Linked DNA regions of Homo sapiens: region 1 is linked to region 2. The links are chromatin loops, found by intact Hi-C in ENCODE. Cell type or tissue: HepG2. All regions are shown on one strand. Links, peaks and the distances in the headings refer to the core of each region. The heading gives the core; the rest is flanking DNA.

Region 1 (12,367 bases), core at 5,512-8,011, 66 kb after region 2:
AAATAGATGTAAAGCACCCAGCACACAATCACTGTGCACAGTGGCAGCTATTATTATGGATTCTAACTCCCAGATAATCATGGGTCTTAGTAAAGGAGGTATTCAAGGGTGGTCATTCAGAGGGTTTCCTTCAGCTTTAAGCAGTGTTTTATAAAGTGCTCTTAGTCTGTAAGAAAGCTTCTGCTGAGTTTTGTCATCAAAGCTGAGGTTGGAAATAGGTCAATGGACCAGGATAAGGGTTGAGTCTTTCTCCCAGCTCTGATGGAACAATATTTCCTGACTGCCTTCAGTAATTTATATGCCCAAAAATGGACCTTGAGAATTCAAAAATAAGATAAGACTTGGAATGCTAATAAGAGATAACAAGACATCATCAGTCTCCCTGAGGAAAATGAAGTGCCTTAGTGTATTGGTGGCATGACAGCGGATCTAGATGCTCTGAAGCTACAGAGAAGACTTCATGCAGGTTACCCACGGTACAAGGCAGTAGTGATGGCCCTCAAATATCTGCTGTCTTCTACCTCTGCCATCCCTCTGTTAAAGCAAATAAGAAGGAGGCCGTTAGCCTGAGGTTGTCTCCATAACCAGAGCTTCTACATAAGCAAACCAAAATCCAAATCAATGTAAACAGTAAAATGTAACTAGAGGCTTCACCAATCAGAAACCACCAACTAACCTCTAACTAGGGTCTTCCCACTCTAATAAAATATATTTTCTTAGCCTTCTTTCCACGTTCAGCCTACAAAAGCTCACTGTCCTCACTGCGGCAGCAGAGCTCTCTGAACCTCTTCTGGTTCTGAGTGCTGTCCAATTCACACATGGTTCTTTGCTCAGATGAACTTTGCTACATTTATTTTCTCTAAAGTTTTTCTTTTAACACCTCCTGCCTTCTTCCTTGCTTTGCATAGCTGCTCTACTCCACCTCTTCTAGAATATTAACACACCCAAAGCCCTCCTCAGTGCACAAATGTCCTCTGCAGCTGCATGTATACAGCAGACACTGACTGAGGAATGGGTCCCTGAAGAACAGCTCAGCCATCACACCCAACACGTGATGGCACTGATTGCTTGACCACTAGTGACAGGGACCTATAAAGGCACACATCCCACTTGCAGATAGTTTTGAGTTTAGAGTATTAGAGTATAGATTCATTGATCCAGAATCTATTTCCCCTTGACTTCTATCTTTTTTTTTTTTTTTTTGAGATGGAGTCTCTGTCACCCAGGCTGGTGTGCAGTGGGGTGATCCTCACTGCAACCTCCACCTCCCAGGTTCAAGTGATTTTCCTGCCTCAGCCTCCCTAATAGCTGGGACTACAGGCACTTGCCACCTTGCCTGGCTAATTTTTTTTTTTTTTTTTTTTTTGTAATTTTAGTAGAGAATGGGTTTCACCATGTTGGCCAGGATGGTCTCGATCTCTTGATCTCGTGATCCACCTGCCTTGGCTTCCAAAAGTCCTGGGATTACAGGCGTGAGCCACCGCGCCCATCCGACCTCTATCTTTAAAATCTAGTGTCAGGACTAATAAGCTTTTTAAAGACGTATATTCTTTCACAATAAGCTGTCCTTTCAATTCATTTATATTATAATACTAACAGCTAACATTTCTTGAGGGCCAACCATGAGCCACAACTTACAGGCAGGAAGGCACAATATAGCGTTTCTTAAACTTGCCAGATCCTAGTATCATCCAGGGTGCCCGCTGCATCCACTGCTCCCCAGGCTCCACCCCAGCTGGGCTGAATCTGAATCTGAGACAGGGCCTGGGAATTGCTCTTTTAACAAGAGTCTCAGGTGATTCTTAGGATCAGGCAAATTGTAGACCAATGGCACAATGGTTAAGGTGTGACATATCAGGATCCATGATCTGATTCCATCATCGTTTGTTTTATGGCTTCAGGCAACTTACTTAACCTCTCTGAACCTCAGTTACGTATCTGGAATTTCAGAATGATGACAGCATCTGCCTGTAGGGTATACGGAGGAATAAATGAGATAATGGTCATCAACCACTTAGCATAATGCCTGGCACATAGTAAGCTCTCAACAGTATCACCAACATCACTGACCTGATTGGTGCTATAAAAGCTGCATCCCTATTATTTTTGCTCAGTGCTACACAATTAGCAATTAAAGTGCCCGAGACCAGGATTTAAACTCATACCTGACCATCTCCGAAGCATTAAGCACCTACACAGCAACTTCTCGGAAGCCTTGGCAGCAGGGGAAGGAGAAATTAAACAGGCAGGGGGCCCGGTGGCATAGAACAACCCACATATTCAGGTACTGGCTCCAAATTCATGTTTGAATTCAGCTCACGTTGCATTCTTAGGAGCAGCTATTACGCAGATGCTACAGCCAGAAGGATGCCCCCGAGCACTATGTATTAAGGAAGGAAAGTTTGTCTTGGACTTCCTCCTGTCTCTGTTTCGACTCCTCTTCTACCCCTACCCTCCTTTGGGGACCATCCAAAATCCCCACTTTTTCTCCAGGTCTGCCCAAGGAGTTCCTCTCTTGGGAAGCAGATCAGGCACAGAGTTTGAGTCTGGCCTGGAGAACAGGGAAGACCTAAGCTTCACTTCCCAACTGTAAGGCCTCCCACTGTTACTTCACCCCTGGGACCTTCTCTCAATAGGTCCTAGGCTCATTTGCAGTAATGCTCCAGGCAGAGTGCATAGCTCACTGGTCAACTAATCAATAACGCTAGGCCTCAGGGTATCACCTCTCCTTTCTCTGAATTCCCCCAACCTAACCTAACATTTCAGTTAAAGTGGGGCCACCTGTGACTCACACTTTATATACAGTTTGTTTTACAATGAGCCCTCATTCATTTGTTCACACAAATATGCCCCAAATACAGATGATACAGAAATAAATAGGGCCCAGCTCCTGCTGCTGAGGTCTTAGAGAAAAGACCATAAACTAGTGGGTGGAAAATCATGTAAAGCATTAAAAACTAAGGGCCGAGGAGGTGGTGCCAACTCTACTAGAGGAAGTCAGAAGTCAGAAAAGGTAAAGTTCATCCTGGGTTTTGAAGTTTGAACAGGAGTTCACCAAGCAGAGCAAGGCATGCCCAACAGAGAATAGCAGTGCAAAGGCTCAGTCATGAAAGTGGCCCATTGTGTTCAGGGATGGGGAGAAGCTGTGAGGTGGGACAGGGTATAAGGGCTGCAGTGATGAGAAATGGTCTTCGACAGGACATCTGCTCCAGACAGAGGTATTTCTAGTCCCAATTTATCCTGCAAGCAACTGGGACTGGTGGAGGTTTTCTAAGCAAGCAAATAACATTATTAGATTGTTTTCTCTAAACTCCGTGGTGTGCTCCCAGCACTAAAAAGGAGCTTTGATGGAGCACGAAGAGGTGAAGAGGGGCCATTTCCGTGAATAAAGGAAAGGGTGCCAGAGACCATCTTTTCTGGCTCCTGGTCTGGCCTGCAGCCCCACCATCCACCCAGCTAACCCCTGGCTCAGCAGATAGTGAACTCTGGTCAAGTCCCTCCTGGAACACCAGGCTCCAGAAGCTGTTAACAGAGTAACGTGGAGAGAGAGGAGTGGGAACCAACTGCACAGATAAACTGAGGAGGAGTCAGAGAAATATGATGTGTCTAGTGGCTCACAGCATCCTGAAAGGGGCAGGAGCTTCCAGCTAGATAGACTATGTTCAAATTCCACCTCTACCTTTACTACCTGGCATAACCTTGGGTAATTCCCTTAACCTCTCTGAGACTGTTTTTTCTTTTTTCTTTTATTTTTATTTTGACACGGAGTCTCGCTCTGTCACCCAGGCTGGAGTGCAGTGGCATGATCTCAGCTCACTGCAACCTCTGCCTCCTGGGTTCAAGCGATTCTCTAGCCTCAGCCTCCCAAGTAGCTGGGATTACAGGTGTGCGCCACCACGCCTGGCTAATTTTTGTATTTTTAGTAAAGATGGGGTTTCACCATGGCCAGGCTGGTCTCGAACTCCTGACCTCAGGTGATCCTCCCACCTTGGCCTCCCAAAGTGCTGGGATTACAGGCATGAGCCACCACGCCCGGCCGAGACTGTTTTCTTATCTATTAAATGGCAATAACAAGTCCCATTCACTTCAAAGGCTTGTACTGAAAATTAAAACTATTTCAAGTGATGAGGATAGTGACCACTACAAGGAATAATGGCTCTCTAAATATTATTAAACTGATTATTAATATCTTCATTTTTATTTTATGTGTCTTTTATATGATGTGATAAAATCCCTCAGGCTAAAAGATCTTCAAATACAGCAGGCCCCTGGAGGCACGGGATGGAATTAGCCCTCCTGAGGCGCTCAGAGGACGGCTGTGTCTCCTGCGTGAGACTGATCAGTTCCTTCCAAGTTGCCTTCCGCCCTCCTTGGCTGCCTGCAGTTTCTGTAGGATCATATTTCCCACCTGACCCAGTGGGCCCAGGAGAGCTGTGGGCCTTGTAGCTCTGAGCTTTTCAGAGGTCTCACATGACAACCTGGCAGGGTGCAGCTGTTCCCGGCAAGGGCATTAATAATACAGGCCTTCTTCCGCAAACTCTGGCCAACAGTCTAAAATGACAAGTGAAAACACTGAGTCCAAATTCTCCCTGGGGCTTAGGGCAGAGGAAGCCAAAATAGCTCGCCTTTATCAGGGCTAAATCGTGGAACTAAATCAGGGTTCTGCTAGCGGTGGTGGCTAAGGGAAACCGCTGGTGATAAAAGCAAAGAAATGGGGGAGAAGCCGTGGGGGAGGGAGCCACAGTCACACTCCTTACAGAATAAACTATCTCGCCTAGGGGCAGTTTCAGCAGAAGGCTTCAGAGACCCCCGGAAGCAGACAGAAAGAAGTCCACATGCCTTGCTGGCTGAGGAGCAAATCGGGTCATGAATTTCATCTCAGCAATAGCCAATAAACACAGCAGCTGCTATACCCAGCCCTGAGACATCTAGCACAGGAGACTTTATAAAGAACAAGCCGATCTCCTCTGGCAAGCAAGCCACAAATGGAGAAGGTCTTGGCAGGATTTTTGTGTCCTTTATTCATATGGTATCAGCACCTAAAACAGTGCCTGGCATTAAAGCACTAGGTAAATATGAGTGACTGAAGAAATACATGCGTGGGGAGAGAATATAAACCAGCAGCACCAGTTAGTAACTATACAAAGGTAAGCAAGCCATTCAGTCTCTAGGAGCCTCTATTTCTTCATCAGGAAAATAGGGTAATGACACCTACTTTGAAAGGGTCTTATAAGAATTAAGGCCGGGCACAGTGGCTCATGCCTGTAATCTCAGCACTTTGGGAAGCCAAACTAGGTGGATCACTTGAGGTCAGGAGTTTGAGGCCAGCCTGGCTAACATGGTGAAACCCTGTCTCTACCAAAAATGTAAAAAATAGCCGGGTGTGGGGGCACATGCCTGTAGTTCCAGCTACTTGGGAGGCTGAAGCAGGAGAAGCGCTTGAACCCGGGAGATGGAGGTTGCAGTGAGCCGAGATAGTGCCACTGCATTCCAGCCTAGGCAACAGAGCAAGACGCTATCTCAAATAAAAAAAAAAAGAATGAAATAAAATGATGTATGTAAACACCTCTAAAACAATGCTTGGTAGAAGTAGGCACTCAGTAAATGGACTTCAATCTTCAGCTACAAATTTGACCTCAATCCTCAGCTATAAATCAGACCTCAACTATCAACTCTCTGTTTCCAATTCTTACGGAGGAGGGGAAGGTTGGGGGAGGTGAATAAAAGGAGAGCGTAAACCAACTGAAGATGAGAAATCAAAGGAAAGCAAAGGAAAGACCCACAAGGTCACACCTCACTGGATGACCTTGGACAAGTCAGGTACTTTGCTGGGTCTCAGAGTTCTCTGTGGTAGGATGCAGGGAGGTGAGTTTGATCTGTGGTCTTGAAACTGTGTGCAGGAACTCTAGCGAGCCCGTGGAGACCCTGAGGGGCTGTCTTGGGGTGGGGAAGAAGGAGACCAGTGGGTCCCGAGCAGTTGCAGGCAGTTTCCTATGGGAGGCTGGGAGGCTGTCCTCAGAAGAAACAGTCCCACACTTGGTCCAGTTTGTTGTAAACTAATGCTTTCTCCGAGGTCCCCAGTTCCTCCCAGGGCCAGGATTGGGATGAGGTAAGGGAGGTCTCACCCTAGTCCCAATCGTGAGTCCCCCAGACCTCCTTCAGTGCCAGCCTCACTCACTTCTGTGGCGTTTGGCACAGCCAGCCACCCTCTCTGGAAGTCTCTCTCCACTGCCTGCCCTGGCACTGCCTTTCATGGGTACAGTGTTCTGTTTCTCTCCATCTCTTTCGCTGGATCCTCTCCTTCCTCCTGGGCAAGAGAAGTAGAACAAGAGGGAAGAAGTGGATGGGAGAGTACAAAGAGGCCATGGAAGAACACACTGTGGGGAAGTTCAGTTGTGGACAGGCAGAGGGAGACTGGTTGAACAGCAAAAGGCAGATGGCCAGGCAGGTACGAACCTCAGGGACAGAGAAGAATCACTCCCCATCACCTGGCAGAACTTTCTCTCCCCTGCACTTCTTCTTTCCTTGCCTCAATGCCCCTGTCCAAGTCAAGTCCACATCATCTAATACTAGGACCCTCACAACAGTCTCCCAACCCATCCCTTGCTTATCTTCTCACAAAAGATTAATCTCCTGAAGTCCAGCTCTGAATCATTAAGCTCCTCCTCAGACACTGAAATTGCATCTTCCATGTTTACTCCATTAAGTGCAAATGCCTCTCAGTCTAGTATACAAGGCCATACTCCCACTCACTCCCCAGCCTCCAAGCAACACCCACCGTGCACACAGGCACCCGCTTCCCTGGATTCACCCTGGCCACCGGCCCTGACGTTGCCTGCACTCCTTTCCTCCCTCAGCGCACCCTCGCCCCAATTTCACCTGTCAAATCTTTGCACTGTAAACAGCAGACCCACGCTCCTCTTTTCCAAGATCCTGCATCCAGGCCTGCCAAAGCCCAGAGCTATTTGTAGATGTTGGCGAGGACACGTCTCTCTGTCTGCTCAGTCAATAATTCACTGCAATACCAGGTATTGCAAAAGAAGGCCTTTGCCTTGCCTTCCAATAAGAGTTACAGGGTAGAAAGCAGAAACCTGCCCTGCAGCTGCCATGAACCCCACCTGAGCAGGCAAGTTAGGCTACACTTGACAGTGGAAGCTCATCAGCCACAGTGAAGCAGCCCCCACCACTTGTTTATTTATTTATTTCCCTTTGCACCCAACCCTGCTGTGGGCGCCCCCCCCCCAACCAGGCTCTCAGTAAATACTAATTGAATTAATTAATTAATTAATGAGATCTTCCTGCTGGGAGCACAGAACTAATCCCATAAAAACAAAAATAATTCTCCTGTCTTTTGCATCTAAAGCTGACCCCACTAATGACGGAAATGTTCTATAACTGGATTGTGGTGACAACTGCACAGCTCAGTAAGTTTACTAAAAAAAATCACTGAATTGTATACTTAACATGGGTTGATTTCATGGAATATAAACTGTACCTCAATAAAGTTGTCTTTAAATATCTGTATGATGATCAAAACCACCATGGTCCATGGTGGCTCACTGTTCGGCTGAGTGATAAAGTGAGTTATGAGCTAACCCAAAAATAAACAACAGAAAAGATGCTCCGGGTCTGTAAGGTGTGGGATCCAAGCTCAGTCGGTTCCTGCAGTATCGGCAGCACCTGTGGATGGTTGGATATGGGTAATCTCAAGGAACGGTCTAGGCTGTTGGAGGCGGGGTGAGGGCCCTGGGGTGGCCAGGCGCCTGGTCAGCCTATAGTCAGGATATAGCATAAAGTGGACTGATCCTACTGAATCTTCCACACTGGCCTCTCCAGTGGCCCAAAGCTAGAGAGTCAAACCCCAGGATGAAATCACTTTCCCGAGGAAGTATCTATCCACTGGCTTCCCAGGCTGTGGTTCATTCACGCAACACCACAGAGCTTCCTCCACAGCAACCCCCACAATTCACGGTTTCACATTTGATTGTGTTACTATTTAATTAGCATTTGTCTCTCTCTCTTTAGCTCACATGCTACAGGAGGTCAAGCGCCATGGCTCATGTGTTCACAGTGCCCAGCACAGAGGCAAGCACACAGTAGGTGTTCATTTAAAAAGTCGATTGAATGCTGAATGAGTGAATGGACACTCTTCGCTGACTGAACTTGGGTAAGGCACATGTCCCGTTTTCTTTCAGTGCAGCACTGCCCTACAGCTGGGTGTTCATGAAGAGGGCCTCCAGGAGAGGAGGAGAGGCAAAGAGTTAGGAGAGGGAGCCAACACTCCCTAAGACACTTCTCCACTTTGCCCTCACAACAATCTACAAACCAGCTATTATTATTGCTCTGTCTACAGGTGAGGCAACTGAGGCATTGCAATTGGAACTCAGATCTGTCAGGCTAGAAACCTCTCTTTCCCAGACACCCCTGATGGGCAAGGGTGAGATGAAGTGGATGGGAGTCTCTACAATGCAGTCAAGGTTACTGCTGCACAGGCAGGGGGTTGAAAATCTGAGGGCCAGTGCAATCATGTGCTATCCTCCAAGGTCCAGTCCCCTGTGTCATCCTCCTCCTGCCTCTTCCTGCAGTATATGTGAGCCAGCCCTGAGTGCACAGGAGACTCAGAAAACAGAAGAGGGCCGGGCGCAGTGGCTCACGCCTGTAATCCCAGCAGTTTGGAAGGCCAAGACGGGCAGATCACGTGAGGTCAGGAGTTCAAGACCAGCCTGACTAACATGGTGAAACCCTGTCTCTACTAAAAATATAAAAATTAGCTGGGCATGATGGCGGGCGCCTGCAATCCCAGCTACTCAGGAGGCTGAGGTGGGAGAATCACTTGAACCCAGGAGGCGGAGGTTGCAGTGAGCTGAGATTGTACCATTGCACTCCAGCCTGGACAACAAGAGCAAAACTCCATCTCAAAAATAAAAATAATGAATAAATAAATAGAAGGGTATCTTCCCAGCGGTGATCCAGAGCCTGAGCCCACTCACAACTGGGGAGCCCATGGCCAATGCAGGTCTCCAAAGACCTCTCCATTCCCCCTGGAAATACACTCACTTCTCAATACTCCATTTCCCATCTCAACATCCCAAACTGCTCCTGTCCCAGAGAAAGCTCATGGCAAATCCTCCTCTTCTTCCCACATGCTCCTAAGGGGAGACACCAAGGTGTTTGCCCAGCTATAGGGCAGTGCTACACTGAAATCAAACAGGGAGTATGTGCCTTACCCCAGTTCGTCAGTGAAGAGTGCCCACTCACTCATTCAGCATTCAATCAACTTTTTTAAATAAACACCTACTATGTGCATGCTTCTGTGCTGGGCACTGTGAACACATGAGCCGTGTTATGTGGCGTCATGTGTGTGCCACATGAGGTTCTATCCACCCTAGTGCAGGTAATGTACACATAGTAACAAGCAGTGGCCGGGCATGGTGGCTCACGCCTGTAATCCCAACACTTTGGGAGGCCGGGGCGGGCAGATCACAGGAGGTCAGGAGTTTGAGACCAGCCTGGTCAACATGGCAAAACCCTGTCTCTACTAAAAACACAAAAAATTAGCTGGGTGTGGTGGCCCGTGCCTGTAGTCCCAGCTACTTGGGAGGCTGAGACATGAGAATCACTTGAACCCGGGAGGTGGAGGTTGCAGTGAGATGACATCCCTCCCAGGCGCACTCCAGCCTGGGTGTCAGAGTGAGACCCTGTCTCAAAAAAAAAAAAAGAAAGTAAGAAAGTAGCAGGTAGCATAGCATAATGACTAAGAGGACAGACCTGGGTGTCCTACTCCCCAGGTTCAAATTCCAACTTACTAGCTATGAGACCTCTCTATGCCTGTTTCCTCATTTATAAAATGGAGTTATAAATTGTACCCAATTCTTAGGGTTGTCATGGGGATTAAGTGAATTAATATACATAAAACACTTAGAGCCTGGTCCATAAGAAGTGCAATATCATCATTCACTGTCATTGTTCGTTTCTTTCCCCAGTGCATTGAAGTTGCCTCTCCATCTGTAAGAGGAAAGAGTAGAAGATGCTGAGCTAGGGAAGGCTTGAGGCCATGGCAGCTGCCCTTGGCACTGTATGATCTCTAAACACTGAGAAAACAGTCCTCCTGGGCCAACTCTAGAGGTTTCTTCAACTAGGCTGCCAGTAAGTAGAGATGTTGGCACGCTGGCACCAGGGAGGAACAGGGTGGAAAGCACAGTGAAAAATCAGCACTTACAGGATGTTTGCTCATCTGTGAACAAAAACAATCCTCCCTGGAAAAATACACAGCTCTATAAAATATCACTTTTCATGGGCTACCCAGGACAATGACTAAAGATTTCCTATAACTGGTGAACTGGGCTGAAGAACAAGGAAGTCAGATTCCTGGGGCAGCTCTGAAAATGATGGGAGGGGGTTTGTCAGCACCAAATCTTCTTGCTTCCAACACTTAAGGAGTACAGGCTGTGGTCTAGATTCAGACAGCCAGACTGGGGGAGCAGAAAGAGAGGCACACAACCAGCTGTTAGGGAAACACAAATTAAGACCACAATAAGATATCACTACACATCTATTAAAACAGCTAACGTTGGGGGGGCACAGTGGCTCACGCCTATAATCCCAGCACTTCAGGAGGCCGAGGCACGTGGATCACCTGAGATCAGGAGTTCGAGACCAGACTGGCCACTGGCCAACATGGCAAAACCCCGTCTCTACTAAAGATACAAAAAAATTAGCCAGGCATGGTGGCGCACACCTGTAATCCCAGCTACTCAGGAGGCTGAGGCAGAAGAATCGCTTGAACCCGGGAGGTGGAGGTTGCAGTGAGCCAAGATAGCACCACTGCACTCCAGGCTGGGTGACAAGAGTGAAACTCCGTGTCCAAAAACAAGGGAACAGCTAAAGTTGAGAAAAAGTGACAACACCAAATGCTGGCAAGCATGTGGAGGAAGTGGATTATGTTGCTGGTGGGCATGTAAAGTGATACAGCCCCTCTAGGAAATGGTTTGGCCGTTTCTTCAAAAACAAAATAATATGCTCACCATGCAACTTAGCAATTGAACTCCTCGGCATTTATATCAGAGAAGCAAAAATTTATGTCCACACAAAAATCAGAACACAATTGTTCATAGCAGCTTAACTTGTAATAGCCAAAAACTGAAATTAAGCAAAATGCCCTTCCATAGGCAAACAATTAAACTGTGATACATGCATACCATGGAATACTATTCGGTAATTTAACAAAAAGAGCAAACTATTGATAAATTCAACAATTTTAGTAGACCTGAAGGGCATTATGATGAGTGCAAAAAAGCCAACCTCAAAAGGTTGTATATTGTATGATCCTATTTAGAGAATATTCTCCAAAGGCAAAATTATAGAAGTGAAAAACAGAGGTGGGGGCAGGGTGACAAAAAAGGGTCAGCACAAGGAAGACCTTTTTGATGATAAAATAGTTCTGTATCCACCGGGCGCAGTGGCTCACATCTATAATCCCAGCACTTTGGGAGGCTGAGGCAGGCGGAGCATGAGATCAGGAGACAGAGACCATCCTGGCTAACACAGTGAAACCTTGTCTCCACTAAAAATACAAAAAAAAAAAAAAATTTGCCGGGCGTGGTGGCAGGCACCTGTAAACCCAGCTACTTGGGAGGCTGAGGCAGGAGAACTGCTTGAACCTGGGAGGCGGTGGTTGCAGTGAGCTGAGATCGCGCCACTGCACTCCAGCCTGGGTGACAGAGTGCAACTCTGTCTTAAAAAAAAAAAAAAAAAGAAAAAGAAAAGAAAAAGAAATAGTTCTCTATCTTGATTCTAGGGATGCCTATACTAACCTACACACAAGAGAAAATGACACAAACTATACACATGTTGTACCAATCTCAGATGGCTGGTTTTGATATTGTACTATAATTATGTAAGAAGAAACAAGAAACTAAAGGAAGGATGCATCAGGAGTCTCTGTACTATCTTTTCAACTTCCTGTGCATCTACAATCGTTTCCAAATAAAAAGTTAAATAAAAAGAAAAGGCACCCAGCCAGTAAGAAAACTGGGATTCCAGTTCAGACTCTTCGCTCCAAAATCCTGGTGTTCCAACCAGGTCAAATTATTCATAGTACTGTGTGTACCACGACGTTTCCTGTTTCCATGCCTTGGCACATACGAACTTCTACTGAGGCTACCCTTCCCTCGCCTAGATAACTTTTCATTTCCTTTAAGATCCAATTCATATAGCTTCTCCTTAAGGAAGCTTCCTTGACTCCCCATCCTGAGATCACCGCTCTTCCTCTGCACTTCCTGTGCACAGCACTTATTCAACTGAATTGCAATAATTAGCTTACTTGCTTCCATCTCCTGTCATGTACAAGCCACAGAATTGGAGAACA
Region 2 (7,113 bases), core at 4,548-7,047:
TTTATGGAAAATTACATTCTGAGTCCGGTTGAAGAAAACAGACATACTATAGATCAGAGTTAAAAAAAAAAAAAACTATGACTTGGCCGGGCGCGGTGGCTCACACCTGTAATCCCAGCACTTTGGGAGGCCGAGGTGGGCGGATCATGAGATCAGGAGATCGAGACCATCCTGGCTAACACGGTGAAACCCTGTCTCTACTAAAAATACAAAAAATTAGCCAGGCGTGGTGGCAGGCACCTGTAGTCCCAGCTACTCGGGAGGCTGAGGCAGGAGAATGGCATGAACCTGGGAGGCGGAGCTTGCAGTGAGCCGAGATCATGCCACTGCACTCCAGCCTGGGCAACAGAGCAAGACTCCGTCAAAAACAAAACAAAACACTATGACTTGAAGGACAAATCTGGTGCATCCCTCATTTTGTAAATAAAGTTTTGTTGGAACATAGCCAGGCCTGTTCATTTACTACTATCTATTGTTACTTCTGCAGTACAACAGCAGAGTTGAGTAGTTGTGACAGACATCATGGCCCTCAAAGCCAAAACTATTTACTATCCGGCCTTTTAAGAAAAGCTTGCTGACCCCTGATATAACTGATCATGTTCTCCAAGCTACTCAGTTCACAGGTGTCTTCTCAGTCCTTATTCTGCCCAAGAATATGTCCCACCTCTGCAGACTTTGATACCAACAGCCAACATCCCTCAAACTCCATCCCCCTTTGCCTTCCATTGTATGGTGCACACCTAGTTCTCCTCTAGCCGGTCTCTGACCCTTCTGACTTTTCCCTGTTCTTTTCTTTGTCCTTTAAATGTAAATCTTTTTCTAGATTTTCTAATTGGTCTTCTTCCCTGGATTATAACCATTATCTCACCTTGATACAAATGACTTGTAAATCTATCTCGATATCTGATCCTTCTCTAGAATTAAGTACTCAACAGCATAGATATCTACCCAGGGAAATCCACACACACTTCAGTCTCAGAACATCCAAAGTGGAATCTGCGTTCCTCTGGAAGCATGCTCCCCTTGGTAAGATACAGCCTGCTCCCAGGCTAGACATCCTGGCTCCTGCCTCTCACTCAAGATCATTTCCAGCTAGATAGTAAGTTCTGCCTCTTACTTCATGAGCCCTCTCAGGTAAGGTCCTTTCTCTTCATCACTGCTACCACAGCCTGGGCAGGCCTGGCACTTCTGACCTGGTTGTGGCAATAGTCCCTAATAATGGAGACATTATAGAGTACAAAACAGGGACTCATAGAGAAGTGAGAAGTCTCCCTTGTTCAAAAACCTCCTAGGGCTCTCCATGGCTTAAAGAATGAAACCTAAAGTCCTTATTGTGACTATCAACGTTCTCTAAGAGCTAATGCCTAGCTACCTTTCTGGCCTCGTTCCTCACCCATCTTCACCCACAAGGACCCACATGCCGTCCAAACAGGATTATTTGTGATGCCCAAACACACTTTTCCCCGTGCAGCCTTTGCTTCTTGCCTTTGCCTTAACTCAGAATACCCTTCTCTTTCTCTCTAGGACAGCTAATAGACAAGAATAGAAGAAAATTTTTAACATAATAAAAGAATAATCACACCGAATTTTATTATGAAGCTACAATTATTATGAGGCACAACAGCAGAGGTGCCAAGAGTGGGGTCTTTGAAGCAAGCACTCTGCTTTCAAACCTCAGTCTGCTATTAGCCAGTTGTGTGACCACTTGAGCCTCCGCATTTAGCTCTCCAGCAAAATGAGACCAATAATCTTATCAACCTCACAGGACTTCTGGGAGGATGAAAAGAGCAAGGCATGTTAGGAACTCAGCAGATGCATAATAAGCATCACTTGTATTGATGATAGTGTTTTAAAATTATGCTACTGTTTGACATGAAAATTCCAGCAAATCTAGGATACTTAACATGTATGAGTAAACTATCAAAAATAATTGAAAATGACTGAGCCCACCATTGGCTGGTTTGTGAGACTGCTGGAGGCAGAGTATGTTATTACACTCTCTCTGATAGAAAATCTTGCTATGGACAAAAAAAAAAAAGTCATAAAATGTCTCTTACTCGTGTCTTCTAGCCTCACTTCTGAGGATATTTCCCTGTTGAATGTCAATAGTGGTTACCTAAGTTATCTGCACAAAAACCTTGTCAGCAATGTTATTTGTAAAAGAAAACCATTTGAAATAATCTGATCCATCCAGTAGTTGGGAAGAGACTCAACAAATTCCAGATGCAGGAGGAAGTGTATGGGCCTGGCACGCTGCCTGCAACTCGGGCTTCAACAAAGGGCCTTTCCCTTCCCTTTCCCCTTTGTATTGTTGATGAATCCATGAATAAATAAAAGAATATATGAATGTCTTAAAATATTTGTTAGACAAAATGCCAAGAGGATATATACCCCATAACAGCAGAACATTCGAAGTCTAACATGCAATTTTGATTACATCTCAGGATCAAAGTCCTTCTGTGGAAATCCTTATTTTGAAGTTGAAACTGCAATCTATAGAAAAATATTATTTGTATTAATGTTTACTTAAATCACCCCAAATCTTTAAGGAGTGCATAAAATTAAAGCTGTAGTTCTAATTAACAGAGCTATCAGGCCCTGTCTCAAACTTCAGTACAATTTCAGCCAGGCACGCAATATTAACTTGACATGAAGAAGAAGGATCAGCTAATACCTAGGATATCCCAAACATTTGCTACATAAGCAGCAAAAATGGAGAAGAAAGAAACTTAGCTCCATTATGGATGAACAAAAACCAATCACATTTAGTTTCTTGAAAACAAAGTCCAAGAAAAACCAAAAATACAAAAGCAGAAGTTGAGGTGGGGCCGGCCAGCGGGGCAGCTGCCTATTTGGGGAGGTAGAAACTGTGATCTCACCATTTCTTTCTGCTCTAGAGAATCCAGTTTGGGCCTACTTTTCTTTGAGAGCCTGTGCTGGGTTTCAGACCATTTTTCCTGGCAGTCAAATGAAGGAAATAAAAAAGGAGACGTATGACCTCACCTGCTCCAGTACCTCCAGGCTGACAGAGGAGCAAAGCTTCCTGTGCTTTGCTTTCTTTAGCTGATTCATTTCAAATAATGGAAAACACATTCAGCATAAGAGAAATAAGGCTCTCTGTTACACAGGTTTACAAATATAGACAGACTTTCTATCTTGATTCACTACAAAGGGTTTCAAGAAAAGCAAATTAATATGTTGTGACCAGTGACTCTGAAACTTTTTTGGGTCACAGATCCCTTAGAGAATAAACTGCAGTCTACAAACTCCCTTCCTGGAAAAATGCACGGACACACTTATACGCATACACATACATTCTACACACCTAATCCACAGACAGTTTTGCACGCAATTGCAGGGATTCATGACCCTCTGAAGTTGGTCCATAGCCCCCAGTTAAGAATTACTGACCCAATTAAATCTTTTCAAAGAGAAAAGCTGAAAATTACCCAGGTTGTTGAGGCCAATAGAGTCCTCCACTAATCAGGAAAAACAACAGAATTTCAGAACCTGGAAATGATGTGCAGATCTATGCTTCAAGTCTTTTCAAAGGTCAATTGTAGGCTTTTGATTATTGGTAGCAGCGGAACTCTCTTTTTCAAATGAAATCTTCTACACAATTCCAATATTTAAAACAGATGAAAATAAAACTATTCTGTTCCCAACACAAAGAAACAATAAATGTTCAAGGTGATAGATATTCTAATTACCCTGATTGGATCATTACACATTGAATACACGTATCAAAATATCCCCATAAATATATCTAATTATTATATATCAACTAAAAATATTAGGAAACAATAATGAAGCTCTTCTAATTGATAAAAGATGCGGGGGCCTAGAGCGCCATCTGTTCAACTCCCTCTGTGTCACTTGTGACTCTGAAAAAAACACTGCCCTGGGCCCACTCCACTGGTCCGCTGAGCCACACTTGGGCCACTTGTCTCCCATACCATCAATATGCCCAGCCAGTCCCAATAAGCACTGCCATTCACAGAACAACCCCAGAACATACCGATTTCTCTGCCTAGTTGGGAGGACTTCAGAGATCCCGCTGACGACACAACAGCACACCTGCCCCAAGGCCCAGCCTTGGTCCTAATGCTCTCCTTGGGCAGATAACCCTCCCATTCAGAGGTATTGAAGGGAAAATCTGTGACCTCTACCATGGATACATTCACATGGTCCCGGAGGTGGCAGCGCAGGGCCTCTGCACTGAACTTGATGCCTGGTCCTGGCCCCTTGTAGGACACTTTGTACTTGTTCATGCTTAGGTAATTCTTCCAGATCTTTTGCAGCCTAGGGATAAGGTTTTTGGAAGAGCTGTCCTTGTTCCACACCTGGAAGGAGGCCTCTGGTTTGGCCTTGGCTAGGCCTCTGAGACTGCCGAGGGTCTGGCGGCCCCTGTGGGGGTCCTGGGTGCTGCTTGAGGATACAGACTGGGAATCAGACCCCATGGCCAATTTCCCCAGACTCTTTAACACCTGGAATTCCTTGGTTTGCAATTTAAAGGAATCATAGTAACTCCCTTTCTTCTTTTCCTTCCACACACAGATGACTGCAAACAGAAGAAAGACCAGGACGCAGCAGCTGAACTTTTTCTTCAGGTTGGTGTGAATCATAATGAAGATGTGTTCAGGGAAGTCACTTTGTTCTGAGCAGGAAAACAAGCCTAAAAAAAGTGAGACAAGGAAAAACAAATGATGTAAAGAAAAACCCAATGTGGCATGAGGCGGAGCGATGGACTGAGCAATAGATTTGAAATGAGGTGACTTGAATTCCAGCCCTGGTCTACCTCCTGGCCACCTCTGCAGCCTGTTAAGCAATTCTCGACAAAAGTCAGACTCAATTTGGGCTTTGAACGTGGACAGCAGTCCCTCTTCCTCTTCCACTCTTCCACTCCCTTCTTCCTCTTGAGCCATGAACACTTTATATGTCCTCCCATCATTACTTTTTCTATGCTGAATATTAGTTTCTGGTTGCCTTGGTCTACCTCTCTGACTGCACTCTGAGTTTCTTGAAGTCAGAAACCACATCTTGCAAATCACTCAGTTCCTAGGGCCTTGTAACATTTGTTAAATGAAGCCATGCATGCTTGAAAAAAAAATAGAATAAAAAAAAGCAGGCTGACTGTTTTACATCACCAGACCTAAACTTCCTAAAATAGTAAGTGGCCCAACACCCCTTCAAAATGGCCAGAAAAAGACTTCTCGTTATAGATGATGCCATAGATTTCTGATGTATCTCTCTAAGGGCTGCGATGCTGGACTCCTGCATGAGAAGATCGAGGGTTATCTCCACCACAGTTTTGTGCAGTGCCCTGCAAGAAGAGCACTGCTGAGACAGGAAGCTGACTCACCTCATGATAGAGGCTAGGAATTCTGGGTAAGATAGCAGACATGTAGCCAACTAAGGAAATGGAAACAAAAATTCATTAAGCACGCTAGATGTTATTTCACTTAACTTCACCATAACCAGGGCCACCATGAGACACAACTCTGGGGGCACCACGCATAGCATAGTCTAATACGAAGGGCATCTCCTAACCTGTACAGGGTTCACTTCAAAGGTGTTATAATCTCCATTTTATGGATTAGCAACCTGAGGCTCTAAGAAGTCAAGGGAAGTGCCCAAGCTCACAGAGCTGAGGAAATGGTTGCACTGAGGTTCAAATCGAAGTGGATTTGATTCCATAACCCATGTCCTTTCCAGTACAACATGCACAGAACTGCAAGAAGCTCTGGAAAATAGATTTCACTGAGCAAATAGAGACTGAATAGTCTCTTTATTTCTGAGTAAACACCTACTTTGTTTTCTCAGAATTTATTGTGTAACTGAATGGAAACTGGAAGCACTTTGAACTCAAATAATGTCTGTATCTTTTGGAAAACATTACATTCTTTCCCCAATCACTGGGTTTATTTACAATAATAAATCAAAGCAATCACCTCCGGGGTTTTGCTAACCCACTAGGGGTCTGAGGTCCCTTCCCATGGATCCCGCTCCTAAGGATATCAGGAAAAGGTAGTAGGAGTACTGGACTGGGTGTTCACAAAACCTGGGTTCTTATCCCCATTCTTGGTGACCTTGGGCAGGTCACTTAATATTTCTGCCCCTGAGTTTTTCAGAATAATTATCTCTGCCCTATGTGATTTGCAGAGTGTTGGGAGGGCAAAACAAGAGCATGGTATTCATTGGATTTGAACTAGATAAGCAAAAAGGCACAGAAGGTATTCTGAACAGAGACAGGAGAGCAGCAGCTCAGCCTGGGGGCCATGTGGAGGTGATACGGGTAGTGAAGACAGCAGTGTGAAGCCACAGCCATGACTCAGCAGCCCTGAGCTCCAGGCTCTTCCCTGGGAATTCTCCATGAACTGACATCCAGCTCATTCCTGGAATCCATTGGCAGTACCAACCAAAGCAGTGCTTCCACCATCCCAGACCTCAGGAACCAGTGACTCTGGGAACGATGGGCTCCTATCTTGGGCTGCTGAAGTTGTGGAAATGATTAAATGTACACAGTGGAAGAAGAATTCAGATAGAAGATCATGAAGTGAAGGGTGGAAGCTTGTTGTATTACCAGAAACTAAGGAATTCAATTTCCGCAGACACCCAACACAGGTAATCACATGACCATATGACAACTGAAGAAGAACTAGAGAAAAGAAGGAAAGTAGCATTTAAGGAGGGCCTACTACGTGGTAGTCACTTTCCTTGCAATATCTCATTGAACCTTTACTACAACACTATGATAGAGATATTGACAATCCTATTTTAGGAAATGGAAAAAACTGAGACTTAGCAAGGTTATAGGGTTTCTCCAATGTCAACAGCAAGTCAGTTCTAGAACCAGAATTCCAGCCCAGGTCTGTCTGACTCTAAAAGTTCATCATCTTTCCACCCAAGGACATGCATCTGTGATAAGGGACAGTGAGAAGTCAGTGTGATCAAGTCGGACTCAAGGTCACTAGAGAGGCAACTTCGTCTGTCAGACAGTCGCAGACAAGCCACCTTCACCATCAGTGCTGCACCTGCCATCCCTGCTGTGCACTGAGTGGTAACACTCAGGTACTTTCCGTATTGGTAAGGTTTTACAGACCTATTATACTC

The links. Hi-C counts contacts between places; a loop is a spot of excess contacts. Peaks named below come from ENCODE experiments on the same cell type or tissue, not always from the same donor. Only the 100,000 strongest peaks of a DNase experiment are listed, where the experiment ranks them.
Region 1: it touches region 2 in a loop (3.0-fold over the local background); 2 of 110 quality-filtered maps call a loop at or near these places.

Annotation. Positions count from the first base shown.
Region 1 is chr3:186,969,603-186,981,969 of GRCh38, reverse strand. The region is part of intron 2 of ST6GAL1 (ST6 beta-galactoside alpha-2,6-sialyltransferase 1); the gene reads right to left. Among named protein-coding and RNA genes, the nearest start is that of ST6GAL1, 45 kb to the right of the region's middle. RefSeq lists an enhancer at 5,590-6,471. In HepG2, for the core only: no CTCF peak of the experiment used is centred there; a DNase peak (open chromatin) is centred at 7,019.
Region 2 is chr3:187,040,216-187,047,328 of GRCh38, reverse strand. It overlaps ST6GAL1 (ST6 beta-galactoside alpha-2,6-sialyltransferase 1), which reads right to left. Exons shown (of 8, transcript NM_173216.2): 4 at 4,019-4,675. The coding sequence starts at 4,625. Among named protein-coding and RNA genes, the nearest start is that of RPL39L, 96 kb to the left of the region's middle. RefSeq lists enhancers at 2,686-2,795, 2,906-3,175, 5,426-5,495. In HepG2, for the core only: no CTCF peak of the experiment used is centred there; DNase peaks (open chromatin) are centred at 5,348, 5,828 and 6,318; H3K4me3 peaks cover 2,040 bases.